2 separate regions of the Mus musculus genome follow, and region 1 is linked to region 2. The links are chromatin contacts, found by Hi-C in ENCODE. All regions are on one chromosome and are shown on one strand. The core of a region is the stretch at or near the end of the contact, and the rest is flanking DNA. Distances in the headings are between cores, read along the strand shown. Region 1 holds the start of Nemf (nuclear export mediator factor). Region 2 holds the start of Klhdc2 (kelch domain containing 2).

Evidence for each region. A loop is a pair of places that touch in the nucleus more often than their neighbours do.
Region 1: a loop to region 2 is called in a map of T-helper 2 cell, with 3 times the contacts of the local background. The contact joins the promoter of Nemf here to the promoter of Klhdc2 in region 2. A Hi-C loop is called at or near these places in 10 of 37 maps with a recorded cell type or tissue (T-helper 1 cell, T-helper 17 cell, T-helper 2 cell and 3 more).

Annotation. Positions count from the first base shown.
Region 1 is chr12:69,355,432-69,358,839 of GRCm38, reverse strand. It overlaps Nemf (nuclear export mediator factor), which reads left to right and starts at 1,664. Exons shown (of 33, transcript NM_025441.3): 1 at 1,664-1,789; 2 at 2,493-2,561; 3 at 2,708-2,810. The coding sequence starts at 1,731.
Region 2 is chr12:69,294,961-69,298,309 of GRCm38, reverse strand. It overlaps Klhdc2 (kelch domain containing 2), which reads right to left and starts at 1,629. Exons shown (of 13, transcript NM_027117.3): 1 at 1,163-1,629. The coding sequence starts at 1,315.

The DNA of each region.
Region 1 (3,408 bases), core at 415-2,914, 60 kb before region 2:
TATATGTTTTGGCTGTACATTTAGCCTTCTACTTGTATTTAGGATAGAATAAAAAACTGATGCTTACTACAAAATGCTGTGTTTTAGATCCCTTTCGAGTGCTGGAAGCTTGGTGCCAGGTGTAGCGGTGAAAGCCTTTAAAAATCAGAAATGCTATTGTTCTTGAGAGAAACCAGTTTCACTCATGAAGAAGCTATCATAAGAAGAAGCCTGGCGCGTGCACCCCTGCTGCTTCCGTCTCACCTCGGAACTGCCCCCTCTCTTTCCATGTGCTTCCCTCAAGATGCTGGAATGTAGCAGGGGGGCTGCCCTTGTTAGATTGAAATAGATGTGGCTACTCAGTTTCAGAGTTCCAGCTGCTAAAACTGTGAACTTTGTACATTGTTTAACTGTTGGTATTTTGTTACAACAATAGAAACTAGATTAACACATTTGCCAACATTAAAGGTTTATGATCTATCTGGGCATGATAGTATGTACCTGCAATTCCAATACCAATGAGGCTGGAATCAGAGGGAGACTGAGGACAGCCTGGCTTATAGGGTGAGTTTAGACTAACCTTGACTATATAGCATGCCCTGTCTCAAAAGCAGAGTAATTACAAAAATCCTTATGTTTTTAGATATACAAATTTGACACTTTCCCTGCTTTCTTTTGCTTTTTTGGTCACCCATTCTAAGAACTTATAGCGATGTGAATGCTAATGACTTTAAACTTTTAAATACATGTTTCACTGATTTTAAAATTCCTCCAGTTTCTAAATGTGTTGGTAATTTCAGCACTCAAAAAGGCAGAGACAAGAAAATTCAGAGTTCTAAGGTGTCCTGGGCTACATAGAAAGACCCTGTATCAAAAATGACCATGACAACCACCCCCCCACACACACACACCTTCCACTGTCCAAAACTAGTAGATTTTTGTTCTTAGTTTTAGATTTGTTTATTACTAACATTAGAACTTTTAAAAAGAAAAATTTAGACGAATTAACTATCGTATATTTGAACCCTGAATAATTTATGTATGAATTGGTAGCATGCAGAACTTGAAGCAGTTTAGAGAACGCTGGGGTGTGGGAGGAGAACTTTTTCTCCTTCTCCCATGGGAACTCTTACTTTATTTTTATCTGACATCTTTACTTAGTGAATTTTTGAGTATTTGAGGTGCCAAGAATTTATGAAACTCGGGCTATATAGAACCCCACCCCATTCAACTTGAATGAGAATTCTACAGTATGCCGCAGAATCCTATTTCGGAGAGTAGTACCCAGCAAAATAGGAACCCATCTCTACGGCTTGTCAGAGTCAGGGAAAACCAACCGTTGGTTTTTGTCTAGTCTCAAATTCGCGTTTAGAAAGACCCCTTGCTCTTCCATCCTGAGCGATAGCGCCTTCCTGGGGCAACTGATTAATGGTTAATGACCTACAGGATCCTAATGGAGACCCATTTTAATCCCCAAACAAGGGGACGGGATTAACCCGGTCATTGTTCAAGGAAAGGACGCAGTTTCGAGAAGGTAGTTAGTTCTATGTCGAGTTTTTTTTACACAGTGAAAAAAATAATTGATCATGATTTGACAACAAACTTCGGTTAAATAGCGCACTTTCACTATAAGTAATATTGGGTCATTTGGGTTGCCGTAGACACAAGCCAAGCGCTCATGCGCAGAAGCATAGTGGTCCTGCGTCGGCTCAGTCCCTGAAAGGACTGCGGTAGCGACACGCAGCCTAGCCATGAAGAGCCGGTTCAGCACGGTTGACCTCCGCGCAGTGCTCGCGGAACTGAATGCGAGGTATGGTGGTGGGAGTGGACAGGCTCGTTCACAGCAGAGGGAGCGGAGGCCGGGCACCGGGTGGTCGCGAGACGGAGAGCCTCACGGTCGTCCCGGTGCCTCGGGGATTCTCTAGGCCTGGGGGCCGAGCCCGGGGCCGGTGCCCCCGGGAGACACCCCCCCCCCCCCCCCCCCCGGGGACCGTGCCTGATGCTGCATCTCCCTGGCGCTGATTCCGAGAGGTCTTGCCGGGGTGGCCTGAGTCCCGCAGCGAGCGTTTGGTAGAACGGGAGTGATCGTCTTTGCTCCAGACTGGCGGCCTGGCTTCTTCAGAATTCCCGTCCTTCTTCCCAAAGAGAAGTAGCAGGGCCTTCCAGCTGAAATGGGCAGATTTGGACCTGTGTCCTGGACTTGTCGCCTATTCAGCTGTGTGAGCTTTGTCGCATTTTCGGGGACTCGGCTACTTCCTCCGCTCCGAATAAGTCATTTAGACTTAATTTTACTGTATTTACACCCCCCACCCCACCCCAGCACTAGTAGTCTGGTGTTACTGAGATCAACAGGCCACTTTTGTGCTTAAAAGTCTACATTTAATTTGAGGATACCTTTATAGGCGGTGGAGGTATCTTAGCGGAAGAGTTCCTTTTCCACAACACCAATAAATGATGGAAAGTTTTGCTTCAACCAAGAACAATGATTTGTTATATGTTTCTTTTTTTTTCAGCTTGCTAGGAATGAGAGTAAACAACGTTTATGATGTGGATAACAAGACATATCTTATTCGGCTTCAAAAGTAAGAATATTTTATAAGATTGTTTTTGGTAAATTATGATATATATATATATATATATATCCTGCATTTTAGGTTTTGTTTTTTTAAATTCAGAGAATAAGTTTTGGCAAATTCCCTAAAGAAAAATTTGGCTTTCTCTTGAACAGACCTGATTTTAAAGCTACACTGTTACTTGAGTCTGGTATACGTATTCATACAACAGAATTTGAGTGGCCTAAGAACATGATGCCGTCGAGTTTTGCCATGAAGGTAAATTTTAAGTTTGGAGCTAATTTTTAAAACTCCATTTATCTATCTATTTATCATGTATGTATGTATGTGTGTGTGTGTGTGTGTCTGTGTAGGTGGAAACAACAAACAGGTACAACTTGGGGCTCTCAAGTGAATGTCAGAAGACAACCTGGGGGGGAGTCAGTTTTGCTGTGAGATGAGGGGTCAGGGGTAAGATCCAACTTAAATCCCCAGACTTGATCCATGTGCCTTAATCTGCTGACCTGGAACTTGCTTCATTGTTGTTGTTGTTGTTGTTGTTGATCCATGTGCCTTAATCTGCTGACCTGGAACTTGCTTCATTGTTGTTGTTGTTGTTGTTGTTGTTTGTTGTTGTTGTTGTTGTTTCGTTGTTGTTGTTGTTGTTTCATTGTTGTTGTTGTTTGAAACAGAGTTTGCCTGTGTAGCCTTGGCTGTCCTAGAAATCTCTCTGTAGACCATGTTGGCCTCAAACTCAAGAGATGGGCCTACCTCTGCCTCCCAAGTACCAGAACTAAAGGAGTGTGGCTTGGAACTTGATACAGAGCAGACTGATCTCATATTTAGGATGATCTTTCTTCTTGTGCTAGACTTGTAG
Region 2 (3,349 bases), core at 380-2,879:
CCTGGTCTACAGAGTGAGTTCCAGGACAGCCAGGGCTACACAGAGAAACCCTGTCTCAAAAAACCAAAAATAAATAAATAAATAAATAAATAAATAAATAATAGTCACTACACACCTGCTCTCTACTATAGTCACTACACACCTGCTCTCTAATCTCTAGAATTCTCGACATCGACCTCTAAATACCTGATTCCTGGAAGCCAGGGACAACAGAATGCATTAATTCACGCTGGCAAAATAACTAATGGTTAAACCGACAAGGTATGGGACAGTTGTCTCAAAATGGCCACCTATGATCAGGTCGTCAGTACTATAAGCTATTAGAGTCCTTAAGCAAACCACAGGCGCAGAGAACTGGACTTCCCAAGGGGGGTGGGGGGGCGTCATTTTAACACTAAAATAGTTTTAGGTCAAATGGCTCAAATGAGTGTGCACCACATGAAATCCAAGAACTAGAGTGAGTGTATCATGGAATTCTAAAACCAGTACAGAAGAACCAGTGAGCAGCGGTTTAAGGAGGTAACTGAGCAGTATTCCCCAGCTCGCGGTATAAAACAATGCAAATGACTAAAAAGATACTTGGTCACAAAGTCCAAAGGCCTGCACTCCAATTACATACGCTGCTGGGGATTCACTGGCTATTTTTTCCTTTAAAATCCGCAGTAAGGCCTACTGAGGAGCAATCCTTTCTCAGCTGAGACCAGTTAAGAAAAATGGCCCTGCGTTCAAACAATAGATAGGTGGGGGCATCTGCACAGGTGTTGATGACACCGTTACACCTTCGGGGAGGTTGAGCAAGCGATTCCTGTGGCCTTGGTTCACACAGTGACAATATTGTTGAATATAGTGTCTGTCGGCTAAATGGCCCCAGCTCCGGGCGACCGGGCCCAAAGGTATATGAGTGATTCTCACACACCCTCGCCCCCACCCTTTTCCGTACCTCGGGCCACAGTCACCCGCTACGCGACCCACAATAACAGAACCTCGCTCCGCTCACTCCAAAGACAATGCGTAGGGGGTGCGTGGGATAGGCTGACTCATAAGTTCAAGAGAGCGGTGACAATAGCCCAGGATCCCCGAATCCACCAGGGCAGGGCGGGAAGATGCTCTCCTGAATGAGCAAGAGCCGCGGCGGCGATCGTGCCCACTCCGCCCTACTGACCTTGTAGCCGCCCCAGACGAACATGTGGCGCCCATCGCTGACAGCGACGTGGCCGCTGCGTTCAGCCGGGCAGGCCAGCTCCATGGCCTCGTAGTTCTCGAAGGCCGGGCCCGGCAGATCCTCCGCTCGAGCATCCTCGTTGCCATCAGCCATCTTGAGGCTGCACCGCTGGCCACCGAGACCGCTCCGGCCCCGCAGACGGGAGACAAAGGAAAGCGGAGCGGTGGACCGCGGCGCGCAGCCAGCGCTGACGACCCGCCTGTCCTGCGCTACGCCTCCGCCTCCGGGACGAGCGCTGGGGCGCGCGCCGACAGCGGCTGCGGGTCTCGCGGGGACCGCGCCGCGGCCGGGTCCTGGCTCAGAGCGGGAGAGCGGCCGACGGGGCTCGCACTCGCAGCCCGCCCCGCCTCCGGCCGCCGGGGCCTTGTTTATGCCGCCGCCGGAAGTCGTCCGCAGCGGACACTGTCCCCACGCTCCGGAAGCGCTCTCGCCCCCTGCGCTGCTGAGCCTCCCGTCGTCCGGTCCCACCGCAGTGCTGTCCTACTGCTGTGTAGTCCTCCCAGTCGGGCCCTTGGGCATCTGAGTCCTCCCAACATCCGTCCTCCCGCCTCAGGGTGCTCTGGCCTGGATAGTTCCTAAACCATAACAACCCACCCTTGGGGAAAGAATGCGAATCCCAGACTCACAATCTGGGCTTCTAAGAGGCCAAATGAAAATTACGAATTATTTAAACCCAATTCCTCGCCCATAAAATAAGGCTGGTCTGGAAAACACTTCAGGCTCCTCATTTAAATGGTGGCTCTCCGTGCTGCTCATCTTGTCTTTTTTTTTTTTCTTTCTCCCTCTCTTCGTTTTGGGACTGCTAAATATATACTGAGCAAAATACACACTTAACAAAAACGACCAAAAAAAGCTTTTCTCTTTGAAACTCTCACCAGTTGCTGGAGATGTACTTGCTGAAACACAAGAGTTAAGGGTCTGGGGTTTGAGATTAAAGCGCTGGGATAAAAGGTGTGCTCCACCAGGCAGATTCTGTTTCTTGACCAGATTCATCCAGGTCTCCCTGGGGCAATTTTGCCATGCAAGAGATGTCCAGTGCCCTTGGTGCTGTGCTGAGGGGGGCCTTCCTCACTGCCATTGCAAGAGACAGTCAGAGAGAGAAATGGCCTTCCTGCTGCTGCCCAGGGTGTATACTGTCAAAAAGAGATTGGCAGCGTTTCCACCAGCCACTTCGTGCTGGATGACACTGGAGAAGAAAATCTAGCATCAGTTTCATGTTTGGCGGGTAGAAGACATCTCTCACTGTTGGCCACAACCTCTCACACTGCAAATCTGCTGTAATGTGAATGACCAATTTGCACTAAGCTGAGGTTTGTGGTGAGCAACTGATCGTCCAACAGTGGAAATCACCTTGCCCTAGGGGTCAGGAGCATGCAAGTGGATATTCCTCCACAGATCAGCCTTATTCCAGATGAGCTGCACTTGGACACATTTTACTGCCTCGTGATTATTGTTTGCAAGAAAAATTTGATGGTGTTGTGGGGATAGCCACTAGAGAGGACAGCTCAGACATGAACTTAAGGCAATAGAAAGTCTTTATTAGTTTGGGATCCCAGTGTAGCAACGAGCCTTTCTCAGAGTGAGCTTTTAAGCACAAAACCCATGTTCTGGACGGATACACTTCAGTTAACAAGAACAGTTAGCATCCCAGAGAATCTTGCCACAGAAGCCAGATGAAGGTAATCTACACCACAGAGCCACTGCTGTCCCTTGTCCTCAAGAGACTAGACTTCTGTCACTCCATGAGACTATCAATAGTTACAAATAGTCCTGGGCCATTGTAGAAGGATTTTTATCCAGCAACATGGCTACTCTGATTGGAATACAGACACACCCTTAGCACACACTTTAATCTCAAATGATGAAGGTAAAGTTAGTTTGTAGAAGGAAGCACCCATGTTTGAAAGTGATGTTTAGTTGAATAGCAGACATAGTGGCAGATCAGAGAAAGATTTGATAGAACAGGATGTACCCAACGCTCACAAGGAGAGGAAAGGGGAACTCCTCAAGGGCCAGTGCAGAGAGAGAGAAGAGGCAGCTTTACTTGGAGAGGGTACAGAGACAAGTTGCAGAGAGAGAACATGCTAGCCACAGGTGAAGACAGAAAGCCAGAGAATGAGAAGGAGC